Linked DNA regions of Mus musculus: regions 1, 3, 4 and 5 are each linked to region 2. A link is a loop called in an ENCODE intact Hi-C map of the cell type or tissue named here. Cell type or tissue: heart. All regions are shown on one strand. Links, peaks and the distances in the headings refer to the core of each region. The heading gives the core; the rest is flanking DNA. Region 1 overlaps Azin1 (antizyme inhibitor 1). Region 2 holds the start of Rrm2b (ribonucleotide reductase M2 B (TP53 inducible)). Region 3 holds the start of Slc25a32 (solute carrier family 25, member 32). Region 4 holds the start of Gm41308 (a long non-coding RNA gene). Region 5 has its middle 28 kb from the start of Odf1.

The links. Hi-C counts contacts between places; a loop is a spot of excess contacts. Peaks named below come from ENCODE experiments on the same cell type or tissue, not always from the same donor. Only the 100,000 strongest peaks of a DNase experiment are listed, where the experiment ranks them.
Region 1: a loop joins it to region 2, with 4 times the contacts of the local background. A loop is called at or near these places in 6 of 42 quality-filtered maps.
Region 3: it touches region 2 in a loop (3-fold over the local background); 3 of 42 quality-filtered maps call a loop at or near these places.
Region 4: a loop joins it to region 2, with 2.0 times the contacts of the local background. A loop is called at or near these places in 3 of 42 quality-filtered maps.
Region 5: it touches region 2 in a loop (4-fold over the local background); 2 of 42 quality-filtered maps call a loop at or near these places.

What each region holds. Positions count from the first base shown.
Region 1 is chr15:38,492,785-38,498,853 of GRCm38, forward strand. Azin1 (antizyme inhibitor 1) reads right to left here. Exons shown (of 12, transcript NM_018745.5): 5 at 5,885-6,057; 6 at 4,480-4,614; 7 at 2,489-2,570; 8 at 1,508-1,582; 9 at 690-852. Among named protein-coding and RNA genes, the nearest start is that of Mir6951, 5.3 kb to the left of the region's middle. In heart, for the core only: a CTCF peak has its summit at 3,500 (motif pointing right); no DNase peak of the experiment used is centred there.
Region 2 is chr15:37,958,431-37,964,499 of GRCm38, forward strand. Rrm2b (ribonucleotide reductase M2 B (TP53 inducible)) reads right to left here and starts at 2,625. Exons shown (of 9, transcript NM_199476.1): 1 at 2,414-2,625. The coding sequence starts at 2,461. Gm49085 (a long non-coding RNA gene) reads left to right here and starts at 2,728. Exons shown (of 2, transcript XR_003951596.1): 1 at 2,728-3,111. In heart, for the core only: no CTCF peak of the experiment used is centred there; a DNase peak (open chromatin) is centred at 2,611; H3K4me3 peaks cover 1,951 bases; H3K27ac peaks cover 1,587 bases.
Region 3 is chr15:39,109,701-39,115,769 of GRCm38, forward strand. Slc25a32 (solute carrier family 25, member 32) reads right to left here and starts at 3,016. Exons shown (of 7, transcript NM_172402.3): 1 at 2,648-3,016. The coding sequence starts at 2,801. Dcaf13 (DDB1 and CUL4 associated factor 13) reads left to right here and starts at 3,174. Exons shown (of 11, transcript NM_198606.2): 1 at 3,174-3,351. The coding sequence starts at 3,282. In heart, for the core only: no CTCF peak of the experiment used is centred there; a DNase peak (open chromatin) is centred at 3,081; H3K4me3 peaks cover 2,098 bases; H3K27ac peaks cover 1,342 bases.
Region 4 is chr15:38,467,829-38,473,897 of GRCm38, forward strand. Gm41308 (a long non-coding RNA gene) reads left to right here and starts at 5,400. Exons shown (of 2, transcript XR_001781662.1): 1 at 5,400-6,069. In heart, for the core only: a CTCF peak has its summit at 2,933; DNase peaks (open chromatin) are centred at 653, 2,763, 3,493, 5,033 and 3 weaker places; H3K4me3 peaks cover 2,592 bases; H3K27ac peaks cover 4,829 bases.
Region 5 is chr15:38,244,529-38,250,597 of GRCm38, forward strand. No RefSeq gene overlaps it. Among named protein-coding and RNA genes, the nearest start is that of Odf1, 28 kb to the left of the region's middle. In heart, for the core only: CTCF peaks have their summits at 2,765 (motif pointing right), 2,965 and 3,497; DNase peaks (open chromatin) are centred at 533, 2,743 and 3,493; H3K4me3 peaks cover 4 bases; H3K27ac peaks cover 12 bases.

The DNA.
Region 1 (6,069 bases), core at 691-5,690, 530 kb after region 2:
ACTTCTATCACCCTTGTCGAGCAGATCACAACTGTAACTCCAGCACCAACGGATCCCACACCTCTAGCCTGTTAGCACTTATACTCATTTTCACAAGCATACATAAACTTACACACAAGATTCAAAATCTTAAAACAAACCCCATAATACAAAACTTGTCAAGTACCCATAGCCCAAGCCCAAATATAACAACCACCAATATTAGAACAGACTATTATTATGTGTTTCCTAATTTGATAAGAATATTCCAAAACTCTGGTGGAATTCCTGAACCCCACCCCACCAAGATGAAGAATCAACTCAAAACAGCCTACTCTTCAAAACTATCAAAGTAAACAATGAAAAGGAGAAAAAACCCACACGCAATGGGGTCCTGGACTGAATCCTAAGGAAAAAGGGAAATCAGAAAAAAACAGTAGTGAGAAAGACAACTTTTCTATAGAAGATTATTCCATAATGAAAATTATAATTGATTTTATTAATGTAAGCCATTATTTCTACAATGACACAGGCCAATTTCTGTTGGTTTGACTTGAGGGTAGACTTGAAGAATTGGTCTGACGCTCTAGTAAAGTAAGAGGTAGATTCTCCATCCAATACAAGAGGAATGTAACAAAATACAAGCTTTTAAAAAACCACAAGGTGGTGTGGTTGTATCTAAAACATGAGATATACACTTTATAACTTACCTCCAGAGGAAAATTTATCATTTTCAACAACTTTCTTAGCAATAATATTGACTGCAAGTGTAAACGCAGAAGATACATAGTAGCTTCCAGGTTCTGAAATTATCTGAATGCCAGATCCTTCAGGGAAGTAAATATCCAACAGAGGACTGATAACATGATTAACCTATGAGATTCAAATTACAGATTTAAATTTCAATACTGGATTATAGAATGCTATGTTGAAAAACCACTAAAAGTTCCCTAAGAAAACTATTCAATTCCAACCTAGCAGGGATTTTCAATTAAGCAAGCTTTTACTGTTATTTGGTAACAGTCACAACAGCATTAATTTAAAAAAAAAAAAAAAAAAATCAATTCTAATACTGTACTCAATTGGTACAAACAGAAAAGTAAAATTTCAATTGGTCCCTTCTAGACATCACAGAATAGAGACAGGAGTGATATCCATCTTGCTATTGTAGTCACTAAGTTGGGAGTTCATGTGTGACAGACATATAATACAAAAAATACAATTCAAAACAATACATTTTATGAGCTATGGGTATAGCTCAGTAGCTGAATATTTGCCTAGCTTATGAGAGTGAATTTGGTGCTTAGCACATCAGCAAATCAACAAGTGAGTGGCTTTGTGATTTGGTAGTGTTCATATTAGTTCAAAGTAACTATGTCTAGTTTCCTGTCTATTTTCTTAGCAATTTGAAGACAGGTATGTTAGAGGCCTTAGTTTATGCTTATATAAAAATTCTGATCTAGGTAAATACCATGTAGCAAAGAAAGCAGATTATCCCAATATAGTCAACCCCTGAAAAAAAATTTACCTCTTCCAACTGAATTTCAGTTCCTGTGAAGCCTCCACCGATGTCTAACATGTTCATTGTAAAGCCAAACTCTCCCTAGAGACCAAAAAAACCTCAGTTTTTCAAATTGCAATGTATATAAAAACAATAAACAAAAACAAATCTCATCTTCTTAGTTAGGTAAATATTTCTGACTTTTAGTAATAACAATAACTTTGATTTTTTTTTTTTACTTTTTTTTTTTTTTTGTTGTTTCTTATTCTATGACTAGCTGTACACGTTTCTCCCAGACAGTCTTTATGTAGGCTGTCCTCAAACTTATCTTCTCGCCTCAGCTTTCTCAGTACTCAAGTTACTAGCACATGTCTGCTGTCAAAACTCAGCATCTTTGATTCTTACTATCAGGAAGAGATTAAATGTTATGGATTTATCTCCTTGACTTTGCCTGTGCTTTCTTTTTAAGACATTAAATTTCTACTTCATCCTTTTGCCCACCGAAACTATTAATGTATGGAAGCTTTAATCTTTCTAGTATAAAAATCAAAAAGCCAGGTGTGGTGACCAGCATCTTTAATCCAGGACTGGGAGGCAGAGGTGGGCAGTTCTCTGAGTTTGAGGCCAGCCAGGGCTACACAGACAAACTCTGCTTGGAAAAACATAAAATAAACAAATGAATAAAATGATAAAAATCAGGTATGCAGGATTGCAGGACTAAAAATATGGCTCAGTGGTTAAGAGCCCTTGCTACTTGCAGAGGACCTGCGTTCAGTTCTCAACTTTACAGCAGTTCCAGGAGCTGACCTCTGTGGGCACCAGGTATAAAACATGGTGCACATACATACATGCAAGCAAAACATATATACAAAATCTAAAAAAAAAAACTTTTCAAATTATGTGTGTACTATACTAATTTTAGGCAACAATTAGTTCATACTAGTTAAAAACTATTCTGAAATGAATTAATACCCTGGTTGAAAACAGGAGAATAATTAAAGAACTTACAGCCATGTCAAACACACATCGAGCATCAGACAGGGCATGTACATATACTTGATATTCTTTGCAAGCACTTGAAACATGAAATCTGAAAGAAATAAGGTAGTAATTGAAAGAAGCATGGCTTTGAAGCACTTTCAGTTATTCCTTTCAATTATCACTCAGCATGACGATATTATTGAATATACTTTTTAACTTTAACAAATATTTGGTACAAGAGTATCTAATCGGGCGTGGTGGCGCACACTTTTAATCCCAGCACTCGGGAGGCAGAGGCAGGCGGATTTCTGAGTTCGAGGCCAGCCTGGTCTACAAAGTGAGTTCCAGGACAGCCAGGGCTATACAGAGAAACCCTGTCTCGAAAAACCAAAAAGAATAGAATCTAATTATCCAAGTTATGCTGCAATGTTCAAAAAATAGTGTAACTCTAAACAAAAGTACATTTTATTAAGTCAGGCATCAATTATTAAAGCATGCTAGGTTTGGTTTTTTCCTGAACTTGACATATAAACTAAAGTTACCTAGGAAAGGGAACCTCAAGTGAGAAATTGACTCCATCAGATTGGTCTATGCGCATATCTGTGGGGCACAATTCTTTTAATTGAAATGGGAGAAACAAGCCCAGTATGAATAATGTCACTTATATGGACCGTGTAAGGTAGGCTGAGCAAGCCACAGAGAGCAAGCCAGGAGACACTGGTCTGTGGTCTCTGCTTCAGTTTCTCTATACAGGTTCTTGCCTTGAGTCCCTATTTCAGCTTTCCTTGATGGACCTATAAGTCAAAAACCCTTTCCTTCCTGTTTTCCATAGCAACAGAAAGCTAACACAGAACTGTCATAGTTCAGGGATTAAAATATGACTTACTTTTTTATGTAACAAAGTAACAAGCACCATCAATCAAATAACATCACAAACGCCTTCATTTGAACCCTGAATCATCTAAGAGTTCTAGAGAGCAAGATCCTGTCCTAAACAAATCAAACCAAATCAATATACATGAGTGCTCTATCTTCATGTACACCAGAAGAGGGCATCAAATCACATTAAGATGGTTGAGAGCCACCATGTGGTTGCTGCGAATTGAACTCAGAAGTTCTGAAAAAACAGCCAGTCCTCTTACCCGCTGAGCCATCTCTCCAGCACCAAACCACCCAATTGTGTCTTGGTTTCTTCACATGGAAGGAAGGAAGGAAGGAAGGAAGGAAGGAAGGAAGGAAGGAAGGAAGGTAGGTAGGTAGGTAGGTAGATAAAGCCTACCGCCCCCACCCTGCTTTTGGAGACAAGATCTCATGTAGATAGAGCTGGCCTTAAACTCATAATCTTCCTCATCTCTAATCCCTGAATGCTGGGATTATAGGCATCACCATACTTAGCTCCAAAGTCTGACTTACTGAAGTGCCATTGAGGGATTAAGAGACAAAAACAAAACAAAAAAACAACATTAGAAACATCAACATGATCTGTACAATTTATAGGTTGAACATCATCTTAAAAAGTATTAGAATTTGGGAGGATTTCCTCTCATTCAAATTATGATGATGACACAATGCATCAACAATCCCAACACTTGGAAGTAAAGCAGACTCTCAGGTTTAGTCTAACCAGAGCCATATAGTAAGACTGTTTAAAAAAAAACAAAGAAAATCAATAAAAGGAAAGATAGTGTAGGAAGATGGGTATGTAGTATAGCTTGATAAAGCAAAGGCTTGAGTTCAATGCCTAGCACTGCAAAATCAAAGCCAACAGATTCAATTATCCTGGATTACTTTGTGGCTCTAATATGTAACCTTACTTTTATAACAGTATAATTCAGGAGGCAGAGGCAGGTGGATCTTTCTGCGTTTGAGGATACCCTGATCTACACAGCTGCATAGCTAACTCCAAGACCACATAGTGAGACCCTATCTTAAAAAAAAAAAAAAAAAGGAAAGAAAGAAAGAAAAGAAAAGACATGTTTTTTTTATTCTTTTCTGTACTAAAAAAACATTATACTCACTTAACCCCAATTATTTGGACATCAAGTTCCTTGGCACATTCCAAAAGATGCCTACAATTCTTCAGTGTAGTGCCAAACTTCATGTTACCATCTTCACCTCCAATATTATCTTCTGTTGCAATATGTAGTAAGACCCTAAGAGAAGGGGAAGATGATTGGGGCAGAGTTGGTTTACATCATCATCAGCACATGTGAAGCCTGAAGACTGTAGGAAGTATGTTGATTATGTTGCCAGTATTCCCAAATCCAGCGATGGATGAATCAAGTGAACCTAATGAAAAACAATCCTGTATAGAGAAAAAACTAGCAATTAGGGCCTAAGGCATGAAGCTTGCAAGGATGGGATTATGGGAAATGCAGCAAGTTAAAAACTCTGTTGTAGCAGAATGAGTATCAGTTGGGCTCTGGAACGAAAGATGACATTACTTCCAAATGAAGTCCATCAGTCCATGAATCTACCAAAATTCAACAGCAATGCCATCAATGTCTTTCAATAAAAATAGTAATAAGGGGCCGGGCATGGTGGCGCACGCCTTTAATCCCAGCACCTGGGAGGCAGAGGCAGGCAGATTTCTGAGTTCGAGGCCAGCCTGGTCTACAGAGTGAGTTCCAGGACAGCCAGGGCTACACAGAGAAACCCTGTCTCAAAAAACCAGAAAAAAAAAAAAAAAAAAAGTAATAAGGGCCTTTAAAATTACCAAAGTTTCCTTGAATTTTCTAGTGAGCCAAAGAAGCCAATCCTTGCCTGTTTTCTGAAGACTGAGCATATTTCTTTGAGGAAAAACAAGTGTTTCTTGTAATTTTCCCAAGACCTTTATCCAAATGTTTTCAGGGTAATGAATGCCTTTACACCATTAAAGCCACTAAGTTAGACCATTATCTTTCAACCTTCCTAATGCTCCATAGTTTCTCATGTTGTGGTGCCCATAACCATAAAATGATTTTTGTTGCTACTTCATAATTGTTATAAATCATGATATGATGTAAATATATGTGTTTTCCAGTGGGCTTAGGAGACCCCTGTGAAAGGGTCATTTGACTCCCAAAGGCTGAGAATCCACAGTTGAGAAATCAGGCTGACTGAATCCGGCAGAAGATACACAAGCTTCTAGGAACATACATAAACTTTTAGGAACAAACAGAGCTTTGACCATAATTTGATGATCACACCATGGAATTGTTCCATGAGCTAAGCTAGTAAGTCATATCCCAGAATGTATCGCTGTATCTCAATTCCATAAAAATGATCACAAGTGGGCAGAAAGTAAAATGCTGCCAACCTTTCTCATAAATTCCAAATAAGTTAAAATACATACCAACTCTGCCATTATTGCTCCTGTTCAATAGCTTGATAAACTAATGCTAAGTAGCAACAACATTTTCAAGTACTTCGGCATACACTTACTTGGCATTTGGGTGATTCCTTGCAATTTTCTTTAATTCAATCTCATTGTCACATGTCATAATATTTACTCCAACTTTTGCTGCATACTTTATCTGAGACACTTGCTTACAAGGACTTGTGAAAATGATGTTTTCTGGAGATACACCCAATTCTTGCACTAAAGCCATTTCATTCTATAAAAGATT
Region 2 (6,069 bases), core at 715-5,714:
AGCCTCAATGAGAGAAATCTATAAAAGATCCAGACTCTGATATCAATCAGTCTAAGAGGGTAGGAAATTAATTTTGTGGGCAAAAAATTTCAAAGATGTGGTAGCATACAGAAGCTCATATTGTAACTCTCTTTGATCTCATTTTCCAACTGCTGGCATTCATTGTGGGATTAATTATAAAATGATTCCTATGGATAGAGAATCAGGAAGTTTCTGAATGGGAATTAACATGAATAAAGGTGGCAACTGGAAGACAGATATTCTATACAGGAAGAATTAGAAAAAGAAACAAGATTTTGCTAATATATACTGTATGAATTTCAGAAATGGAAATGAGTACACTAGAGCACTAAGATGTGAAAACTGGAATAAAAAACACCTGGGCTTTTCTAGTGGGCCTTATTATTTTTTTATTGAGAATTGAGACCTTGAGAAAAAAATTTTTTTTCTTGTAGAATTAGTATGGGAAGTAACAACAAATCACTAAATTAATGAAAGATACACTTGCCAATGGTAAACAAAACTGGATGGCAGGGAAGACTGAAAGGAGAGAGACAACTAAGTTGTAGCTGCACCAAGGTGAGGTGATGAGAACCTGAGATAAAGCTGGGGAGTAGGTAATCCTGAGCAAGACTCCACCATCTTTTCCAAACTTGTGCATTTAGTTTTGTCTTAGTTTCTGGTCATCTGAGACAAAACCTAGCTTATGATTCCCCAGTAAGCACCTGAAGTGGTTTAACCTAGACTGCCATTCTCCATGCCTCCAATGTGGTTGTCTATTGTGTCTCTTTCACTTATGTGCATGCAGCTGCAACTATGTATGTGTGTGTGTGTGTGTGTGTGTGTGTGTGTGTGTGTGTACCATTTCATTCCTGTATCAATCAACAAATCTGAAAAAGCTGGTGGAACACTGTACTAGAAGCAACAACTTGGAAAGTTGAACCTAGTTCTAGTAATGAGTCTTAGGAACGCCATTCTGGCTTAAGTGTTCGAATATCGGAAAAAAATCTACATGTTAGGAGACTAATAAACCTCATTTATTTCCCTTTAAGATGGCCCTTAAATCAACTGTGCTAAGATCACCTGAAGTGCCTGTTACAAAGGCAGGTTGTAGGCTTGGTAATTTAGTTTTTATTAATCACTCCACATGCTTCTGATACAAATAGCCCGCACTGCCCTATCATATCCAAAATAAAAATAAAAAACTAAAAAACAAAGTGCTTACGATATCCCGAATCTCAAAAACTCTTGGATTCGTTAAAAAAAAAAAAAAAAAAAAAAGTACTCACTAAAATTTATTCTAGGTCTAAACCTTTGCTCTGTCTTTATGAATTAAAAGTAATTTTTTTTTTTAAAAGTTAACTTTCAGGTGTTAAGCCAGAATGATTCCTGGTGTCATTGGCAAACCAGAGAAGTCTAAATATTGCCGGAAAGGAGAAATTGGTGCTGAGTATCTTTGTTTCAAGGGGAAAATTAAGGGATAGACATAATTTATTATTAAACGATTACAGAATAAAAATCAACTTAGAACCTCCATCTTTGTCTAGAAATGCCAGTATAAGCATGAATATATGTGGGCTCAAACTTTTATGGCCCCTTCCAACTTGCCACAGTATTAACTTCAAGACACCACAAAGAGAAACAGGCTCACATACCAAAAAAAAAAAAAAAAAAAAAAAAAAAAGTATTACTTGTATTCCAGATGGTTTAGAATATTTGTCTCCAAAATGTGGAGTTGGAATTACACAGTAACAACTTACATTACTATAAAGCCGTATAATTTTTGTTTGCTCTTATTACATACTTCTTTCTGCTAGCACGGGTTAATTTTAGATTTATTAAACACTTTGCATAAAGCACTTCATTCTTTGTGAAGGAAGAAACACTTCCACTACTGAAATGAAGAGACACCCCGAAGATTCAGTTAGAAGTTCGGTGTGAGGAAAACTGGTCTCCCAGTCTTTTATTCGTTGTAAGGGTTTCTCGTCCTCCCTTCACCTGTCATCTCCTCCCCTCATCCACCTGCATCAGTTTCCACACGAGTTCCTCAACTGCATCTGATGGTTCACCTCTCTTGCGTAGATCCGTCACAGCCCTTTTTCACCCGCCAGGGCTCCCGACAAGAAAAGAAAGACTGGAGAGCAGAGGTTGGAGAACAAGGGGACACGGAGACTTCCTCAGCCGGGACCTGAGTGTTCCTGCTCCGCCCTGAGCAGAGCAGCACAGCGTCCATGCTCGCCCTTCCCGACTCCCCAACACTAGCCTGAGGTGAGGGCGCTTCCTTTCGGCCTGCACAGTGTTTCTGACGGCGACGAATAAAATACTACTCTACAGCGGACCTGCGACTGACTCGCAGCAACCTAAAGTCCGGGCGTGACCCAGGGGTGGAGGATGAAGCGACTGCGACATTTACCTCACCCTTCTCCGGCCTGGCCGCTTCCGGCCTTTCCGGGTCGCCCATCGCGCAGACTCCACCAGAGCCACCCGAGCTGAGGAACTGAGCGCGGCCGACCAAATCCTAGTAGGATCAGATCGTCCTGTGCGAACCTCCTCCTGCTCCGGGCACGCCTTGCCGCGCCGGTCCTGGGTTCTAGCCGGCCCATTGAGGGGCCTTCTCTGCGGTGGCTCCGCCCAGGCACGCTACTCTCGGCGCCTGAAAGATCCGCCTTTCCTGCCGGCCCCGCCCCACTGCCTAGAGATCCGCCTACCTCAGCCGGCTCCACCCAGCGTCTCAGAGATCCGCCTACCTCAGCCGGCCCCGGCCCGCCCCGCCAGAGATCCGCCTACCTCAGCTGGCCCCGCCCCTCGCCGCCGAACTCTGCTTCCTCGGCTGGCCCGCTTCTCTTCACTGAGCAGGGTCCCCACTCCGGCGACGGCTGCGTAAGTTCAGTCCGCAGTACCAGAGCACTTCAAGCCTGTTCTTTAGCGTCGCATGACCCCGCCCACTCTTGCTCCCCCAGCTTCCGCGCTGTTGCCCAGCCTGTCATCTGCTCTGAATTCTAGAGCGTCTACTGGAATTTGCAGTCTGCCTACTTGTGCCAGACTACCTGGTACACGAGGTGACTGGCACGCCGGGACATTCCCTAGCCCTCGTGGTGCCCCAGCGACACGGTAGGTTGCACCCAGTCAGTCCAAGAGACTGCCAGAGTGGCTGTAGAGCTGCCCACTGGATGGGATGTGGAAAGCAGGGTGGGAGGTCGACACTGTTAAAAACTCCAAGGAGAAAGGAACTCTTGTATTTCAGCAACCAAAAGGAGAAACTGGAGGGGGAAAGTGTGTGCGTGAATGGAGCTTGAGAATGAGTAGGAAAAATAGCTAAATCCTGGGAAATACCTTGAAGTCTTTGTGATTGTTTAACTGAGTAATATTTATTGAACTTTCACAACCTGATAGGTTCTATTCTGCTAAGCCCTTTATGTGAATTAATCTTTGAGATATTTCCCTGTAGTCGATACTGCAATTTTCATGTTCCAGATTAAACTGAACCCGAAGATAAATAGCCAAGATTAAGCAACCAAAATACGGTAGACTCCAATATCCTTGCTACGGATACTTTTCAAAGCAAAGGTTAAAGTTGTAAAGAGATTCAACACTTTTGTATTGCAAGGGCCAAAGACAGTGAATAATGATGGTGGCAATACTCTTGGTTGAATTGCTTCTATGTTTTCAGCATATGGTACATATATGGTAGTACGACAGAAAAATATAATGAGCGGGATGGGACTGTAGCTCATTAGGTGATGATGTACAAGGCCTTGGGTTCAATCCCCAGCACTACCCCTTCTTGTATACAAACACAAATAAGATATACAAATTAAATAATAATATGGTGAAAGAAGAGTTGAGTATGGTATTGAACACCTCTGATCCCAGCATCTTGGATAGGAGCAGGAGGATCGTGAAACCAAGGTCGTCTTGGGCTAGATGGGAAGATCCAGTCTCAAAGCCAAAAACCAAAAACGTGAAAAAGAAGTAAGAGATTTTCAGTAGATTCTGGAAAGAGCCTTGTTATGACTTCAACATCTGGCAACTGCTTGGTGGTTAGCCTCTAAAATAGAAAGCAGGATAGAAATTTTGCTTTAAGCTCTAAAGCTTAATTAACCTGAAGCGAGTTATCTTTCTTGGAGCAATATGATCAAATGCTGAGTAAAAACTTTTTATATATTATAAAGTTTTCTGGGAGGAAAGTCATTCTCACAAAAGATAACTTACCAAAGATTGCATAGCAAATAAACTACAAACAAGGATTCATTCATTCAAAGTCATCAAAACAATACATCTCAAAGCATTTTTTAAGAGTAATTCTGCATGAAGGCACGGAAGAGCATTTAGATGCAGATAAGGCGACCTGCTTAATAGTCCCTGAAATGTGTTATTTTGGAAGGAAATGAATGCTTAGCGTGGCACAGAATTCCAGTCTGCTTCCTCAAGTAAGTAATATGAGGAATCCCAAGTAACCCTCCCTTCTCAGAGCACAGACATGGAGATGCATTCCTTCAGTGCTTTCCTGATGCTCCATTTGTATTGATTTCTTACAACTTTCACAGCTCTGTTCAATTAGGTCTCTTCAGCTTGCTGAAGAGTTCCACGTGGTCTTCTCACAGGGCAGACAGTATCTCCCAACCCTCCACTCAGCTGAGTGTGGATACTGGACAGCACTTTCCCTCTAGTACCTGGAAGAACCTGTTTGGACCTACACTAAAGCAAGGAGACGACTTTAAAAATGTTTTTAAAGTATATGAATATTATATCTCTGTGTGTGTAGGTAACTATGGAGTTCAGAAAAGGGTACTGAATGCCTTGGAGCTGGAGATACAGGGTACTTGGAAACTTGTATCTTCTGCAAAAGCAGCTAATCACCCCAAATTTGAAGCAGTGGGGACCTCTGTCCTTGGTGCTGATGTTACTCACAGTAGTCCAAGAGACCAAGATAAATCAACTTTTTATTTTCCATCACTTCTCAGCCCCTGAGAGACTGAAGTACAAAAGTAACCAAAGACTAAGCTATAAGCAGTGGTCATAAACAAATGCCATTTTGATTTCAGAAGCAGACAAGACAGAAATCACTCCTCTTGCTTAGCTTCACTGAGAGTTGGCTTTCCTAGTATCGTGGCTTCTCTTCTACCCTGACCTTGATTCTTTAGCCCATTCAGAAAGACCTCCAGTGGAGAGGAGGGTTACATATTTGGAAGTGTAGAGATTAGAGCCAATTTGAATAGGCTGTGTGCAGAAGAGTGCAAGCATCACATAAGGCAATGGGAATACAAGAAAGAATGAGTTAATAGTTTTAAACATCATCTTCCTAGGGTGGGAGAGATGGCTCAGCTGTTAAGAGCACCAACTGCTCTTTCTAGGTTCAATTCCCAGCTCCCACTTGGAGGCTAACAACCTTCTGTAACTTAGTTCCAAGGGACCTAACACACTCTTCTGTGCTCCATGGGCACTGCATACATGCAGTACAGACATACATATAACATACGTACATACATACATACATACATACATACATACAGGCAAAACACCAATATAGATAGAATAAGTCTATTAAAAAGTGGGGGGCATCTGTGTAAATGCCTTCACCAGTGAGCAGCTGTGAAGGATATTAAATCAGTAAATGAGTGATATTAACTACAGGTTTAAAAACATACAGGTAGCTAGGGAATCAACAAAGCCTTTGGCAATGGATTCTTAGTAGGCAGAAGAGTTCCGTTCTAAACTGGACAGCTGATTGTGCTTCAGTCTAGAAGTGTGGCTCAGCCTTGTATTTGCTGTTGTAGCTGTGACATTGTCAAAGCCATATTGAATAAAGCACTTAGCTCAAATGAATCAGCAGTCAATAATACAGACTGTCTGCTTTAGTTTCAAGAACTGTATGAAGAACATTTTCCCACAGAAATATTTTAGGCACTGGCACATCCAGGATAACCACCAGACAAAGGAAGTGAACATAGTCCTAAGTTAACGTTGGTCATCACAATTCATTAATTCAAAAATGTTAGGTGACCAAGATTGTGGCTTGAGTTTGCTCCCTGGAACTCACATAAGGCAGGAGAACCAAATCCACAAAAT
Region 3 (6,069 bases), core at 657-5,656, 1.2 Mb after region 2:
GCATCTGCCTCAGCCGCTTTGTGTTTCATTGCAGAGGGTACCACTACTTTGCCAGGCCTAATTCTGCATCCCTGTAACTTTTCTTAGGACCAATTCACAGTGAGCACGGCCCTTCCCATATGAAGCTTAACGAATTCCTTCACCTTTCTCACATAACATTTTTACTTTTTTTTTTTTTAACTGTTAACACTGGAGCTCCAGTTTACTTAGGAGTCAATGAATTGTTTGGTTTTACAGCATATGCATTCAGGATTAGCCTTCCTCACCATTGCTAGACAGTAATTTTAATAAGTGGGCTTAATTATATGGAAGCACAAAATGTCGGCATTATTCAGTACTGATGCCTATTGATGACTGTATTGGTTTATGTCAGCTCAGCACAGCTAGAGTTATTTGGGAAGAGGAACCTCAGTTGAGAAAGTGCCTTCATCCAGATGGCCTGCAGGCAAGTTTAGAACATTTTCTTGACTACTAGTAGGGATGAGCCCAGCCCACAGTGTGGAGGTGGGGATGCCGCCCCCAATTCTACCCCCGCTGCAAGAAGTCTTAGTTACACAAGAAGCAGGTGAGCAAGCCATGAGGAGTAAGCCAGTAAGCAGCACTCCTCCAGTCTCTGCATCAGCTCCTCCTCCAGGCTGCTGCCTTGAGTTTCTGCCCTGACTTCCTTGGATGATGGATGAGAAAGCTATAAGGAATGAACCCTTTCCTTCCCAGGGTGCTTTCGTCATGGTGTGTTATCTCAGCAATAGAAACCCTAACTAAAACACCGACACAACCTTTCACTGTTCATCTTCCTCAGTTCTTCCTTTCGCCATTCAGTCAAACTGCCGGCTTTACCACTACACACGCTTGCTCTGCTGTGGGAAGGACTTCAACTAGGAGTTACTATCTACCCTTAATCCCTTATTCTGTAACTAACCACTTTATCTACCCTACAAGTTTCCAATACTCTTCTCACGCTAAGGTAATGAATCTTCTCAGGTACCAAGAACTGCCTTTCCTCAAACTAGTCAGCTCTGTAGCACTGTCCAAATCCCAACCTGGCCAACCCTCAGTTTCAGCGCCTCATCTTCTGCTCCTAGAGAAAGCTGTGTCAGAGGGACACCAAGCCACAGACCTTCATCTCAAGAAGTCCAAGACTATCTATTCACATTCAAGTCACTGTTAGCAGGGACTTAGAGGTGCTACGGGGAGAGGGTAAGTGCAGGGTAGTTTCAGAGTGAAAGTGCTGAACCCAAACCTCAGATTGCTATTTACCATCTTGTGACTTGGACAACTTACTCAACCCCTACCATTATCAGCTTCATAAAGGTCATAATAAATGCCTATTATACATTCAATCAAAGTTAGTTATCAATGTTTGCAACTATTATAACAATTATTTATAGTTGCATATCAAACTCCATGGAATTATTTCTCTGCGGTGTCTTTTCTAGAATACACTCCACAGGTACCACACATTCTCCACCACGGAATGTCTTGTCTCCTCTAGCTGTCAAAATATTAATCCTGTTGAGGACTTTAATATGGAACCTTTACAGATACATACAAGCCACCTATGTTTATTTTTTTAATATTTACTTTATCATTTCATATTTCATATGTGCCCCTGGGTGGGTATGTGCATGTGCTGGCAGAGTCCAGAGATGTTAGGTTTCCTTGAAGCCAGAATTATAGACAGTTGGGAGCCACCTGCTCAAAGTGGGTGCTGAGAACTCAATGTGGGTCCTGTGGAAAGGCTAAGTCATCTCTCCAGCCCCAGCTTTCCTTATATAGTCTTTTTATATAGCCTATTTGTGCTCTTATTTTGTATTTGAATTTATTCTACTTAGCAACTGATTTCATGTTGTGTAGAATCCTTTTATATATCTTAGGGTAATTACATTTTTAAGTTTCCTAACGATAAGAAACTGTTGGTACTTCTTAGTTCGACTCCACTGTTCAACATTAAGACACATACATCAAGTAAATCGAATAAAATTAGAATGCTCTACTAAATCCATCTCTAAAGATTTGATTTTCTGGAAAAATTTAGTTTGTAATAAATGAAATAACAGAAATGGTTTCTAAATAGTTACCAAGGCTCACCTATGTAATGCAACTTGGTATTAATTCCTAAAATGCCGTGCTAATTTCCATATACTTAATTCACACTTTAATACAGTTATTTAGAGTGTAGAAGCTCCTCCTTCCTTCACCAGACAATGCATATTTTTAAATACTGCAAACTAAAGAAACTTTAGTGAATATTTTAATCCCAAACTATGACCTTACTCTCCGAAGGTGACAAAGCACCGGCTCACACACTTGTACTTTCGTCTGACTTTATACAGCCAAACACGTGGCTGCCCTAAGACTTCAAATTACCCCAAAGAGTGAATGACTCGTGAACATGAGGGTCAAATGTGACAACCTCCTTTCTCTCAAACTTCACCCACTTTCCCTATCCTTTATGGTTAGGAGACACAGGGAAAGCCGGGGTCCCCTTCCTAAATCCTAGCTCCAGGTAACGCAGGGTGCACAGCATCATCTTAGGGGCTCTCCCCCTTGTAGTAGAGTCTGGGGAGACTAATGTCTCTTCTGCGTGTAAGTGCTTCGCTGGGGCTGGCAGCAAGGGAAGCCGCCCGGGACGTGGGCAGGCTCTTACCAGCGAAGCGGATCTTCACGAGGTCGAGCGGGTGCAGCGCCAGGTTGGACAAGACCCCGCCACTCACGCCAGCCACCAGGTTCTCGTACCGGACGTGGCGGAACACCGCGCTCCACGCCGCCGACCCGGCAGCCGACTGGCCCTGGCCTGTCATGGGCTCCGGGTTCGTCGACACTACGGCGTCCAGCGCCGCCGACGTGGGGCGTGATGTAGTGGCCGCCACCGTGGCGACTGTCGCGGCCCGGGGCCTGGAACCGCAGGACGCGAGCCCACTTCCGGGACCGGAGCCCGGGACGCTGCTGCAGGCAAGTCACACCCGCGGCAAAGCGGGGAGTAGGAGAAACCTCAGAGCGGAGCTTGCTTAGCCCCGCCCAGCAGGCCTGGCCCCGCCCACAGCTGCGCGCGCTCGCCCTCGGGTCAAGACGCGAGCGACAGCTGAAGGACCGCCCCCTCCAGCTCCTAGCCGGAGAGACTACGGAACGCCGCGAGGTCCAGCTGAGCCATCCGGCTGCCACTCTGCGGAGCCACGTGACAGGAAGCCCGCGGAAGGCGGAAGTAGTGTGTCTGCGTGCTGGCCCCGGTAAGTCGAGCCCGGTTTAAAGGCTCGTGGAGTCCGACACCCAGAGCCGCCAAGATGAAGGTGAAAATGCTGAGCCGAAACCCTGACAACTATGTCCGCGAAACCAAGCTGGACATACAAAGAGGTGAGAGGAACTGGAACAGAGGAAGGGGCCTCCTCCCGGATTCTTTGGGTCTGGCCAGCTTTCGAGCAGTAAAAGGGGCGGGAGGCCAGCGCTCTGGTCTCGGTTTCCCTCTCCGCCTAGGCGGCTGCGTCCACACGGGGCTGGTGAGGATCAGAACTGCAGATGGCACATACCTCTACGTCCTTTGTGAGAATTTTCCTCTAGTGGGAAGTAGTTACGTATACACGCCTTTAATCCCAGCACTTGGGAGGCAGAGGCAGGCGGATTTCTGAGTTCAAGGCCAGCCTGGTCTACAGAGTGAGTTCCAGGACAGCCGGGGCTACAGAGAGAAACCCTGTCTGCGTTACTAAAGGTTCTCTCTCCTCCCCCTAGCATTGCTAACGTGTGGTATATGGCCCCCCCCCCCAGCTCCCAAGGTGTTTTACATGGTAATAATTTCTTTTCTTTTTTTTTTTTTTGGTAATATTTCTTAAATGAAAAGTAGATTTGTCCCCAGAGTTTGACGTTAATTATTTTGAATCTTTGAACCTCATTACTTTTTTTTTTCTTCCACTTTCACCAAACAGTGCATTGCTGGATGGAGCTGTCATGGTTTATAGTGCTTGGCCCAGGGAGTGGCCTTGTTGGAGTAGGTGTGTCACTGTGGGTGAGAGCTTTAATACCCTAGTCCTAGCTGCCTAGCAGAAAGTATTCTCCTAGCAGCCTTCAGATGAAGCTGTAGAACAACTCTCAGCTCCTCCTGCACCATGCCTGCCTAGATTTTACCATGTTCTCACCTTGATGATAATGGACTGAACCTCTGAACCTGTAAGCCAGCCCCAACTAAATGTTGTCCTTATAAGAGTTGCCTTGGTCGTGGTGTCTGCTCACAGCAGTAAAACCCTAACTAAGACAGTGGCTTACGTTACCCTTGCCAATGTGGGTGCATTTCAGGCTTTGTCTTGGAGCTATACTTATGTACGTATCTTTACATACTTATCCCTACAAGTGCCCTCCATCCTGCGCATCAGTGTCCTCTTCTGTGTTTTCAGTACACATTGTTTGGATTTGTCAGTGCTTATCACATTATCTCATGGTTCATGCTGATTAGCAGGCTTTCCTATCAGCTTGAAAAGAGAGGAAAGAATCCTATTCCTATATGCAGTGTTTAGACAATAACTCACATAAATAGCTACTTTGTAAGTATCGGAATGAATGAATGAATGGGTGACAGCTGGGACACAGAATCTTATGCTAGGAGATACAACTCTACTTTATAGTAACATCTTTTTTCAACAGTATCTCCCTATTTTTATTTATTTATTTATTTGTGTTGTTTTGTTTTTGTTTTTTCGTTTTTCTCGAGACAGGGTTTCTCTGTATAGCCCTGGCTGTCCTGGAACTCACTTTGTAGACCAAGCTGGCCTCGGAACTCAGAAATCCACCTGCCTCCGCCTCCCAAGTGCTGGGACTAAAGGCGTGCGCCGCCACCACCACCCGGCTATTTTTATTTTTATAATAGAAATATAATAGCAAAACAGAAAATAAAATTTTTGGAGTGCTTTAAAATATAAAGCAAGAAACACATCTGTTATATTTTATTTAGTGTTATTTCCTTGTAAGTTTTCTGCAGGATTTAAATTCTGGGTAAGTACTGGTGAAGCTTTATTGTTGAAATATCCTCGATAGTTCTGATGTGTCTAGTTAATGTGTAAGAGCACCTTACACAAATATATGTGGTTTTATATGAGTTTTAAGCTATCATACCCAGCGCTTATGATGTATGGCAGGTGCTGCACTAGTGTTAGTTGCTTCTGTGTGACTAGATGAGGGAAGTTGGAAGTGGATACAGCGATTATGATTTAGAAGATAAAATGAATATTTTCAAGGGGTGTGAGGTTTGGGTAGATGTGGGTGAAGGTTAAGTCCTGCTAGAAAGGCTGCTGCATAGGAGGAAATGCAAGGTGGGTTAGGTGACAGGGAGTGAAGGTGCTTGAGCTGAGCTCCAGGAAGTACCCGAAGCTGATGAGACAGCGAGACTGAATTATAGAAGACCATAAGGGGGCTTGAACTTAGTTCTCTACCTCTACAAGTAGGTGTTTAGATGCTACATTACAATACAGGGATACAGTTAGAACATCAGTGTGGATTTTCTATCTTTAAAAACAAACAAACAAACAACCCAACTGAACCAAGCTTGGTGGTTCAAGCCTTTAATTCCAGTACTCCAGAGACAGAGGCAGACAGATCTCTGAGTTCCAGCCTAGCCTGGTCTACATAGTGAGTTCCAGGCCAGCCAGGGATACATAGTGGACCCTGTTTACAGACAAACATGGCCCTCTAATACCTGTTTATGTGATATCTAATGAACTTACAGCCTCATTTCAGCCGTATGTTGTGTTTCCGGGGAAGAATAGTGTTGACAAGGGGGGACTGGCTTCTGCCTTTAGAATAGTGTAGTATATTACAGCCTACATCTGTTGTGTGGTATAGTGATTTATAGAAGGAAAGGTAAGATTGTAAAAACATTTGTTGTAGCAGAAGTACCTTGACTTAATTATGGCAAAGTTCTAAGAATGACCTAACTATGAATTGTTTCTGAAATTGTTAAGCTTTTCTGTAGTTATGAATATTAAATAGCATGCTTTCTCTTTTGACTTTTAAAAGAAAATAAAGTATATAATCTATTCCAAGTTCTTTTCCCCCTTTTATTTGTTTTTGAGACAGGTGTGTTTTTGT
Region 4 (6,069 bases), core at 566-5,565, 510 kb after region 2:
CCAAGTGCTGGGATTAAAGGCGTGCACCACCACTGCCTGGCCAGTTATCTCATAGTTTATCTCAGCCTTAACACACTTGTTCTTGAGAAGCCCTTTATTGTGCATACGAGCAACTGCACTTTTACATTATTATTACTATCATTAACAGTATTATAGAATAATACTGTTAATGATAGTAATAATAATAATAATAGGGGTGATGGGGTCTTGCATATGCTGAACCCATGATTTCCTAGTTAGCTACAACCTAGCCCCAGGAATCTTATAATTAAAATTTAGTAGCACCCCCACCCTCCCTTCATTTTCAAGATGTAGACTTACACTGGCCCTTTACCACAGCTAGTGAGCTCAGCGGGCCAGGCTCACTATGCTCCTGAAGGGCTGAGTATCGGTGAGGTGCAGCCACATTGCACTGGCTCCCTGCCCTGGATCCAACTACATAGGTAAGCATCTAGCTCTCTGATTTGATTGGTCACTGTGGTCAACGGTGAAGTGGAAAATGCTGGGCTGTTTGATCAGACAAGGAAGAGTTGGTGGGGTTCAAAGGCCCAGATAAGGTTGTCTTGTAAGCAGTCACAGCAAAGAGGAAGCTCTGTCAGAAACAAAGAATGCTTCCAAGGGCAGATTGCAGGCAAGAGGGGGCCAGAGCTGGCAGCTAACTCACTTCCTCCAGGAGGCCCGGCAAGAGTGAGCTGCACAGATGAAGTTCTTTCTTCTCGGAACATGAAACACAGCAGGGCAAGCCAGGCATGTTAGGAGTCATGTGGAGGTCTCAGGGCCATTCAAACTTACTGGAGCAAACAGCTCTACACAGAGTAGGTAAGTGTCACCTGGGCTGGGCCCAAGGCAGAAGTGGGAGAAGCTGCTTCCAAAGAGCTTGGGCTCTGAGCCTGGATAATGCAGAAGCTACAAGTTGTGCAGTCTTTCTTACACCTACACTTGATCCAAAGCGAACCCTCAGTGATCCAGCCCACGATGTTCCCTGAAGGGCGACCTAGGGCCTTGACCCCTCCCACTTTCCAGACCATCTCTGGACACTATTTCTTCCTCTGATGTCACGTCTGGTCCCAGATCAGCAAATTAGACACCTTTGTTTCCCAAGAGCTGCCATTCTTAAGTCTTCTTCAGGAAAAAAGAAGAAGAAGGAGGAGGAGGAGGAGGAGGAGGAGGAGGAGGAGGAGGATGAGGAGGGTGGGTAGGGGATGGGGGGTGGGGGAACACTTCCTAGAAGTCTAGTTCAATGCTATTTCCAACTAGATTGGATTGTCAGAAATGAGCCGCCCACCCTTGAAAAGCACACTGGGGAAAAGGCTGCCCAAACGCAGTAGGTGCACCCTGCCTGAAGTCTAGGTGAAAGTCTCCCAGGGCAAGGGGAAGCTCACACAGTCCCTGTCAAGACATCAATGACGTTTTGCCAGGACAGATCCAGACTGGTTCTGAAAGCCCAGCTGTTGTCCTGCTCCTGCCTACAAGGGGAGACACAGACACCTCCCTCCCCAGACTGGCACCATTAATTAAGTGGTGGCTCTGAGAAAAACAGCAAGTGAAATCCAGGAAAGCGGCTCAGCATGAACTCCCGCTGGGGCCCACAGTCTTACTCATCCCGGTCCCAGATGGATCTTAGAGGCGCGGGTCTAGGGGAGAAAACCAAGCGCCTGTAGACATTTGCTGTCCTCCGTGTCCTGGCTCCTCCTCACCCTGCCTTCCTGTTTGCCCTGGTAAGGGAAAACTGCTGGAGTTAGAGAAGCTTCCAGAAGGTGCATGTTTCTTATGGTTTTTCCTTGACTGTTCCATTTCTGGCTGGAGAAGAGTTAGGCCTTGTGCCTTCTGGGTAAGTATTCTACCACGAAGCATCATCTTCTGTCCCCAGAGCTCATGTTTTGCTTTCCTTGTGCCTCCCAGACACAGAGCCGCCTCTCTGATTGGCTACTGGGCAGACGCGGAGGCAGCTCAAAGCACCCAGACATGCCTAGCCTTGCTACCCATTGGAAGGCCAGATTATTCTACAAATGTAGGGCTTCAGTGGAAAGTTTAATCCATCCCCCCACTCCCCACACACACACACACACACACACACACACACACACACACACACACACTCCTAAGAACTAGACCTGCAGTAGGCAAACACTCTACCACCAAGCCACATCCTCAGCTTTTGGAAACTTGCTTTGGGATGAAGAATTAAGTCCTCCAGTGATTTTTTTTTTTTTTTTTACATATTCCCATAATTCTTCTCTTCTTTTTCGTGCCTTTCAATCATAGCATTACTGCCCCGATTAACAGGAAAGCCACCTGCCAGCTAATACCAGGGCCTGGAAACGATTTATCTTTGTACATTCATCTCCTTTAGCTGAGGAAGGGTGCCTCCCTACCTCCCCAGTTGACTACAGGGTCTGCAACCCACGGAGAGTAAGGTGAGTGAGGCCCCAGCCCTTCTGGTATGATCCTAAACAAGCAAGGCCAGGCCCCCAGCAGTAGGCCTTATTCAAAGCTGACCCCAGCAAAGGGCTGGAGGCCAAGTCTCAGCCTTAGTGGTCCCCTGGCACCCAAGGGCTGAGAGAGGTCTCCCAGGGCAGTCCATTTCCTGCTTCTAGAAACTTGGCCTGGGGCCTTTCCCAGCAAGGACCCGCCTTTCCTCTCCTCCCGCCCTCGGGGCGGATCTAGCCTCGCCACCCAGGGCGGGCTGCAGCTTGTGGCCCGGGGCAGCGGGCTTCCAAGGCGCCCAGCTACCCCGCGGGGTGACATTGGCCCTCCCTTCTCCCTCGGCCTCATGACTTCTGGTAAAGGCCCCGTTAGTCCCCACCCACCTCCCACCTCCGCCCTCCGCCGCAGCCGGACTGGTGAGGACCGCGCCTCCCCGGGAGGCTGTGCTCTCCCCCGCCCCTGGCAGCAAGCTGCGCTTCGGAAACTGTTGACTCAGAGGGTGGCCTGGCGGCCAGCGTCTGATGTCAGCCTGGAGCCCGGCCGCGCCGGGGAAGCCAAGGAGATGCACGGTGCGGGTGCGGGCGCCCGGCCCGGTGGGCGCCGTAGGGACGGCGCTGCAGCGAAGCTGGCGGGCTGCGGCTGCCGGGGCGCCCGTGACTCACGATGCGTCACGGAGCAGATGCCCGCAGCGGCTCGAGGCTCCCGGCTGCTGCTGACTCATCAGAAAGCTGTGCGCGGCCCGGGTGGCTTTGGGGCGCCCGGAGCCGGAAAACCCCCATGAAAAGGCTGGGGCGCGGGCGGGCACTGCAGCGGGGAGCCGCATGGCTGGCAGCTGCTCGAGCCACCTGCAGCGCAGCCTTCTGCGAGCGACCAAGACACACACAGAGACAGATGGACAAAACTGTTCCTAGGTGTCCACTGGCTGGGGTGTTACCCAAGGTCGCTGGTGTTTGGTCCCGTCTTTAGACTTGAAGGTCTGTTTGGGAAGAGCAGAGCAGCAGCACACCGGGGACTGGATCCGTGCCTTCCTGGCCTCACTCTTACCCTAGCCCTCTCTAGGGAAGCCACACTGCGGCTGTGGACACCACTTGCTGGCTCAGAGCCTGGCTCCAGATCTTTCCTGTCAATGATGGCTGGCCACAAGGCCCTGTGGCACTCAGGAAATGCAGCCAGGGGTCAGAGAATTCTCAGAAAAGGGTGTGGATCTGGAGGGATTGTCTGTGTGGTGTCCACCCTGTCCTAAACTGGGACAAATGCTCTAAAGATACTTGAGGAGCCTCAATGCAAGGCTTTCCACCCCAGATAGGGCAATACTGCAAGATGAAATAGGATTTCATAGGCATGCACATACAGGATAACCTGCACCCGAAGTAGTCATGGGAAGGGGCGGAGGTCTGTGTGGAACACAGCCGCAGAAACCCTGGTGGGCTGGCGTTAAGGTGGGGGCTTTGGTAGAAATGTGGACAGGTGGAGGAAAGGCATTCCAAACACCTAAACGCCCTAGGAAACGGGAGGGTAAATTTTAGAATCAGCAAGCAGTCCCTTTTGCTCGGAACCCCAGAGCATTAGCTGCTCCAGCCTAGCAGCATAGATGTGGCACTTAGAATCACCACGGTGCCCCAGAAGGACCTGGAGCAAACTCCAGTCTGCCCACTGCCCCTGGCAGGTAGTCACGTGCATTCCCAGATGGGTCCCTTCCAAGAACCCCACGTCCTGCTCAGCCACGGCTGCAGGAACCTCAGCTTTGGATGTCTTTTTATGACTTGGCGCCGAGTGCAGATCGCAGATCGATCCTTTTTAGTCCATACTTCACACTTTTCCTGTTCTGTCCTTCAGTCACTGTACTGACCTACACCATCAGGTCTCAACTGACAGCACTTTGGAATTATTTAGAGGTGCTTTGGAAACTGTACAGGTGTGGCATGAGACTTCCCTCCTGAAAATATGGTCTCACGGACCCACTGATTGAGGTGAGTCACCACCAAGTCGGTGTCAGCCGGGAACTTAGAGCTGGATCTCCTGGCCTTCGGAGTCCTCATCTCTGGTAAGACGGTATGGGAGCTAGGAGGCCGACAGGAACATTTGGACTCCCCGTGACTTATGTTTTTGCCAGGCATGCGCCCTGCTGCTGAAGCCAAAGGTTCTAACAGGAAGGCACCTAAGATAGCCTTCTGGCGGTGATAAACTGTGAACCTCCCTGGGGGGTTAACCCCCTATGACAATGGCAGTCAAGTCACACCCCCATGCATTCTTAGGCACCAGGTACAGAGGGTGGGAGCTGGGAATCTTGCGGTAAATTCTCCATCAGTGTTCAGCACAGGGTTGGACAATTTTCCCTTGATCCTGATTTACTAGTAACTTTGAAATTTTAGAGGCTTCCCCGAGTTTACCCCACTTCCTGTCCACTGGGCTAAAGATATCACCGTATTTAAATGTGGCTTAATTAGGCTGCTCTGCTGCAAGGCAGAGGACACTGGTTACTAAGTGTGAAGGCTCAAGCACTACAGGAAGAACTGCTTGACATATTGAAAGGACTCATGGTCTGCAAACGGAGAAAGTTCCTCATGTGCCCCAGATCTGGTCACAACCAAGCAGTGTGGTTTCCGTTTGTCAGCTTAAGAAACAGGCCCTAGGAGGGCACTAACCCTAGGAGGGCAGCAAATGGCCAAGCTGGAACTGGGACCAGCCAGTATTAAAACAAACAGGACAACTCAGTGACCTTTGGCTCTAAGGTCTTGGGACTTTTTGCTTTGCTGGTATAGGTCCCTAATCCCAAGGAGTTTGGTGTTGAACTCAAGAAAGCCTGTGATTGAAAAGCAGCTAGCACACAGTAGTTTTTTTTTCCCCTGAGGGATGAGAGAGGCAGGGAGGGTAGAGGGCAAGCGAACTGTCAAGGTCCTTGGGAAATGCCTTGTTATAGCTAGACTTCCTTGGAAGCTGATGGTAGGCATTCTGGCAATTGCACCCCCCCCCCCCCCCCCCGCCTCGCCCCGGGTCCGAAAACCTCTCGGTGTTTGGATTTGCAGGTCGGGGTAGATGGATGGGCGGGACAGTTCAGGTTCTCAAATTGTAGATTAGGAAATTGAGGGACTCAGCCCCCACCGTCAGATTTACTGCAATGCATGAAGTCCATCTAGTCCAGTGCAATAATTCTTACTCGTCTAGTGACTGTGGGCAGGACCTGTGGCCTGGCCCCCATCCCAGGCAAGGCTCTGAAGCGGGAAGAGGAACCAAAAGCTAAGCTCGTTCTTGGAGAATGCACGCGGGGACGCAGAGCTGGGAGCTGGGGCGCCCGTTTCCCCTCCCCGAGGAACGCGAACTGCCCCAGGTGCCCCAAAGCTCAACCTCCCCCACCCGTCCCTGGCGCGCCCTGAGTCTCGGCGGTCACGTCTCCCCATCCGGCTCCAAAGTGCGAGCCAGATGCAGCCCGGCCAGCGGGTGGGAAGGCTGCGCCAGGGGCAGGCACGGGAGTGGTCCCCAGCCCTGCCGTGCCCCAGTCGGCAGGGGCGAGGTCGCCGCGAGGCAGGCAACGCCCCAGCAGGGCGCTCCTGGGGCACCAGGGCGGGGAGGGGCGGGGCTGGGGAAGCCTCCAGGCCGCGCCCCCGAGCGCCGCGGGGCCCCTGTTGCTGGGGAGAAAAGCGC
Region 5 (6,069 bases), core at 464-5,463, 290 kb after region 2:
ATTTTCAGGGTACCTTTCTCTTGGGGTCGTATTAAGATTCTGGGGTCACAGTTAGGCAGCTCTGCCCAACCCGGGCAATGGAACTATATAATGGGTCACCACCATCCAGTGTCCTGCCAAGGTCAGGGAGACTCTTCAGGCCGGGCCCACTACCAGCTGCCCTGTGTCCACTCATTGACAGTCGTGTGCTATTTGTCAAGTTTCGAGCCCATGAGGTCGGATTGTTATGGTAACCCCTACCTGTTGCCGTCATCAAACTATATTTTCAGTGGCTTGAGAAATAATTCGTGTTCCTTGCTCATGCACAAACCCAGAGCAGGTCTTCCTAATTGTTGTCTTTCTGTGGTCCAGGTGCCTTTTAATCTTGTGACTCCTTCCTGGAGTCTCGAAATGCTTTATGCTCAGAAAGAGAAGCCTCTTGCTAGGCTCCCTGCCTAGGAAATGCCTTGGTTTGCTTCTCCCCTACCCTATTGGCAAGAACTACTCACGTGGTGCCCCAGGTTTGAGGAATTCTGGGAAATGTAGTTCCTGGCCGGGCCACTCTATAAACTGGAAAAGGAACCCCAGGAAATGTGGCTTTGTGTTTCAGTTTGCAATCTTTGCCACACCCTCGATGACTCAATTCTAGCTAGCAACCACAATTCCTGGTTCACTGGAAAACAGAGCCATTGAGACATCCTGTTATCTTTTCCCTGCCAAATCTGTCAAGCTGTGAGCCCACACTCTTTCTTCTCTCTTGCTAGTGCAATGGAATGTTACAGGCTCCTTCTTAATCCTCTGTTTTGATTGAAGATGTCAAAACTAAGCTTAGCGCTAAGCAAGCTAAGGAGCCCCTAAGAAGGATGCTAGACTGCTCTGCTGGGGAGCCCCTCTGGCCAGCACCCAGGGATCAGAGTTGTCTAAAAGTTGTGTGTGCACGAACGGGCATGGGTGTGTGTGTGCAGTTCCCTCCCCTCGTGTGTAGGCTGAGCCTCTTGATTTGCCTCTACTGAATGGAATACCCCAAATGTCATGGCTGGGTTATAAGAAGATTGGGCTGTGGTTGGTTCTGTAGCTCGGTAGTATTTTCCCAGCATGCACAAGTCCATACTCATCTCATAAAATAAATAAGGAATAAAAATTTTAAAGGCTGTGTTCCACTGAGCCCATCCGTTCCTTGCTCACTGTGAAGTCAGCCACCCCACCAAGAATTGCCCCATGGAGACACTCAATGGTGAGGAATTGACATCACCTCTACCCACCCATCAGTAGGGGCCACCAATGACAGCCACAGAGTGAGCTTGGGAGTAGATTCTCTTCAGGAGGATTTCTAGATGACCGCAGTCCACAAGACAACTTGACATTAGTTTTGGGAGGGAGTCTGGGACAGAAGCAGAGGCTAAAAGTACATGAATTACTTTTCTGTAATTCTGGTCCCAGGTTATCTCGTGCCTTCTTCTGGCCTCCCAGACCATTACACATAGGTGCTACACAGAAATGTATGCAGGCAAAACATCCACATACATAAAATAATAAACACTTTTTAAATAAAAAATAATAAATAATTCAAGGCCAGGCTCAGCTTGGCAGGGAATTCCAGGACAACCTGGGCTACATGAGATCTTGTCTCAAAGAGCAGGGGTGGGGTGGGGGTAGAGCTTATCTTCAAAACCAGTTATATTTTGAAATATTAGGAGTTTGGATTTGAATATGTGAGATGGGGTGAGGTATAATTCATTTCATAATCACACAAAACTAAGACTGTAAGCAACAGCCTAGGATAAAGCGGGGGACTAGCAGAAGAGAACTTGGTAAAACTCTGAGAGGGTGGGGCATAGTCAATGAAGCATTTGCCACTCAAGCAAAAGGACCTGAATTCCCCAGGACATTGTTGTTGTTTTTTGTTTGTTTGTTTGTTTCAAGCTGGAGCGGTGACACACATGTGGCTGAAAGACCAAGGAACCACGTCTGCCCATAGCCCTCATGCAAGGAGGACTCTGGTAGAAGTGGCTAGTGGCAATCTGAAACACTCCCTTGTCAGCACATCAGCAGGCCAAGGAAGCTTTCAGGGAATGCTCTGAGGGCCTGCACTGTAGGAGAATGGCGCTGCTTTCAAACAGCCCCATTTCCAACAGGCAAGAGTGCCTGAGAGTGCCTCCTTTCTACCAGGGGCCAGAGGGGTTAGGTAGTGTGTCTGCCAAGCAAGCCAGAACCATAGGATTCAAGCAAGGCCTTTTCTGCCCACCTATCACCCATCATCACCTTCTCCCTGCACATAGAAGCAGAGTGTGGTATAAGACAGAGAGGTGCGAGGGGAAAGGTAAGACAGGACTCGGATTGCCTGTGTCCAGGCAGGCCCTCATAGAGACAGGAAGAGTTTTTTGTTTTTTTATTTTATTTTATTTTATTTTTTTCGAGACAGGGTTTCTCTGTGTAGTCCTGGCTGTCCTGGAACTCACTCTGTAGACCAGGCTGGCCTCGAACTCAGAAATCCGCCTGCCTCTGCCTCCCAAGTGCTGGGATTAAAAGGGTGCGCCAGCACGGCCCGGCGAGTTTTTTTGTTTGTTTTGTTTTTTGATTTTTTTTAAATGAACCACCACCATTCCTGGCTCGATATGAAGACACACGGAATATTTTAGTTTTTGAAGACGAGATAAACCGAATGCATCGAGCAGTGAACGGAAAGATCTGAGAGATCCAAGGAAAATGGGGACATTTTTGATTCCGATAAAGCATTGCCAAAGGGGTAAAGGAGCTGTCATAGCGCAGGCAGTGGCTCCGCCACTAGGGGGCACCACTGTGCGGGAACGCAGAGGGCTTCCGAGAGCAGGAAGCCATGCTAATTGTCAAGAAGTAAGCCAGTGACTGCATTTCTTTTTTTTTTTTTTTTTTTTTAGATTTATTTATTTATTTATTATATGTAAGTACACTGTAGCTGTCTTCAGACACTCCAGAAGAGGGGGTCAGATCTCGTTACGGGTGGTTGTGAGCCACCATGTGGTTGCTGGGATTTGAACTCTGGACCTTTGGAGGAGCAGTCGGGTGCTCCTACCCACTGAGCCATCTCACCAGCCCCCGTGACTGCATTTCTATTTCTTAATTTAGACCTTAAAGCATGTGACAAATACAATAAAAAAGAGACTGTCAAGTGGAGTTAGAAAAGGCCGCAGGTTTTTGTTTTGTTTTGTCAAATGCCTCCTAGAGAATAGCGGGCCCATTATTAGAGGAGTATTTTAATGCAGAGTAATGCAGAACAGACTATAACAGAGGCGCCATTTCTCACCTTTGCGGTGGGAGTTCTGCTTTGATTTTTTTGGTTTTTTGGTTCACCCTACCTGGAAATGGGTGCAAACCCTGCTATCTGGAGAGGCAATGCTGTCTGCATGGTTTGCTTTCCTTCTTGAATGTTTCTTGTGTTGTTTTTGACGCTGTGGGGGATGGAGCAAAGAGAGACCTGGGAGCTCTCAGCCTCTCTGGCTTTATTTAGAATTTAAAGGAGGGCTCCATCACCCCCTAGCGGTGAGCCCAGGTCTCCTTCGGGCCAGGCACCACGCTGGCGAACGGGAGGTGTGCTGCAACACCCGGGGACAGACAGCAGGCAGGTTATCTGCACCCCAACCTCTGGTTCAAGAAAGAACCCAGGAGGCCTTGGTTAGGGAAGGAGGTCACTGTGCAAGAGAGGGATGGGTCCCGTTGAGAGCAGAAGGAATATTGTCCCCAGCTATCTAAATCCTTCCACAGGCCACCCCCTACATACTTCTCATGGAAACGGCTACAACAACTGTAGTTAGTGTATTTTGCTTGGTTGCTTTTGTTTTGTTCTTTGTAGTCCAAGTAAGCTAGGAACTCCCAGTGATTCTCCTGCCTCAGCCTCCAGAGTATTCATATTAGATGTGTGAGCCACCATGCTTATTTTGAAGGCCACCATGAAATGGAATTTGTTACAGTGACAGAAACAATCTGTGTCTTAGGGTCTTACTGCTGTGAAGAGACACCATGACCAAGGCAACTCTTCCAAAGAAAAATGTGTTTGGGGCTGGTTTACAGTTTCAGAGATTTAGTTCCTTATCGTCTTGGTGGGCAGCACGGCAGCGTCCAGGCAGGTATGATGCTTGGGAAGAGCCGAGAGTTCTACATCTTGATCCACAGGTATCAAAAGGGCATTGTGGCCCACACTGGATGTAGCTTGAGTATATATGACCTCAAAGCCTGCCTCCACAGAGACACACTTCTGCCAACAAGGCCACACCTCCTAACAGTACCCCTCGTTTATTGTCAAGCATTCAGACACGTCAATCAGGACCATTCCTATGAAGCCACCCCAGTCTGTGCCATCCAACGTAGTTGCCGTATGCGGTGACCATAAACCTCTCCCAGCTCTGGAGACTTTCCAGTGCCTACTTTTTGCTATTGTTGACTACTGCAGCTAAGTGACGGCACGTAAGACACTGAGACATGAGGATCATAAGTTCAAGGCCAGCTAAGTTTACAAGGTGAGCCAGAGGTCAATCTTGGCTACATAGGAAGACCTTATCTTGGAAGAAAAGAAGAACAGAAAGAAGGAAGGAAGGAAGGAAGAAATTTGTTTTTATTTAATTGTCTCTTTCTTATTTAGAAGTGCATGTGTATCTGTTGTTTGCAGCACCGAGCGGTACAATTCTAGAAAGACACTGAATGGGAGGCCTTTGTAACTCTGGCATGGCACATGGGAAAGGCTACTGCCTTAGATAAGATGCAAATCAGTACTGTGTATAATTTTATCTTGTAGGTAGGCATCAAACCACACCTAATCAGATACACACTCATTATCCGTCCTCCAGTAAGCCTTCTCTTCTCACCTTTTTATTATGTCCACTGAGAGTTTTGAGGTCATGCCTGGAGAGCTAAGACCCTGTCCTGCTTGCCTTGCTCCGGCCAGCACCACGCATAAATCCTTATGTGTCAGAGAGGCTCATCAATCATTTCCTTGGATGAACTGAGCTAGGCCATGCCTTTGAAGAACTACACGGAATACCACCTCTGAATCCTACTCTCAAGGAATGCTTTATGGTGGAATCATAAATGCTTAGAAAACTAGATGAAGAAGCTTGGAAGAAAGCCTTGTTACGCCAGATACAAAGTAGTCTCACAGTAAATATCAATTTCTTTTCTTCTCTTCAGAACCCTCCCCAAAGATTTCCATCAAATGATTAAAGTACTTGAGAGTTTACAGGATGAAAACTCACTTTCATCTGGAGAGCCAGTGAGGGCTTCCTGGAGGAGGTGTCACTCAATTTAGTTCAGTATGAACTCTGAACAACATGAACAATAGCACAGATGGGAAGAGTGTGGAGGAAAGAAAAATCCCGACTTAATCTGAGGGACGGTACAAGACTAGGGAAGGTGTGGGGCACAGTTTACAATTCTGAATGTCAGCTGAGCACGGAGGCTCACACTTGGAATCTCAGTATTTTTGAGGCTGAGGTAGGAGGGTTTTAGGGAGTCTGAGGCCACCCTGTGCTAAATAATGAGTTTCAGGACAGTCTGGGCTACAGCACAAGGGCCTGTCCTCTCTCCAAAAAGTCACCAGTTACAGGGAAATGGTCCAATGCAGTCAAAGTCACTGCCCCCATCTTCACATTAACATATGCTTTTCATATTAGCATATGCTCTCATATTGGCATATGCTTTCATAGTAGCACATCATTTCACATTAGCATATCATTTCATATTAGCGTATGTGTTCACATTAGCATATCATTTTGCACTAGCATATCTTTCATATTAGCATAGCTTCTCATTAGCCTTTGCTTTCATATTAGCATATGTGATCATATTAGCATATCATTTTATATTAGCATATTCTTTATATTAGCATATCTTCTCATTAGCATATCCTTTCACATTAGCATGCGCTTTCCATATTAAAATGAAGAAAGTCAATCTCTGGCCTGACCAGTGGATGTGATCACACAGGAACTAGCCAAGCCTCCATCACGGATGTGCAGTTACTTGTAATTTTCTTATTTTTTTTTACATAAATCTATCTATAGGATAAAATTCTAAATGTCTCTGCTAAATCAACAGTGTATGAAATTTAGGTTTTGAGAC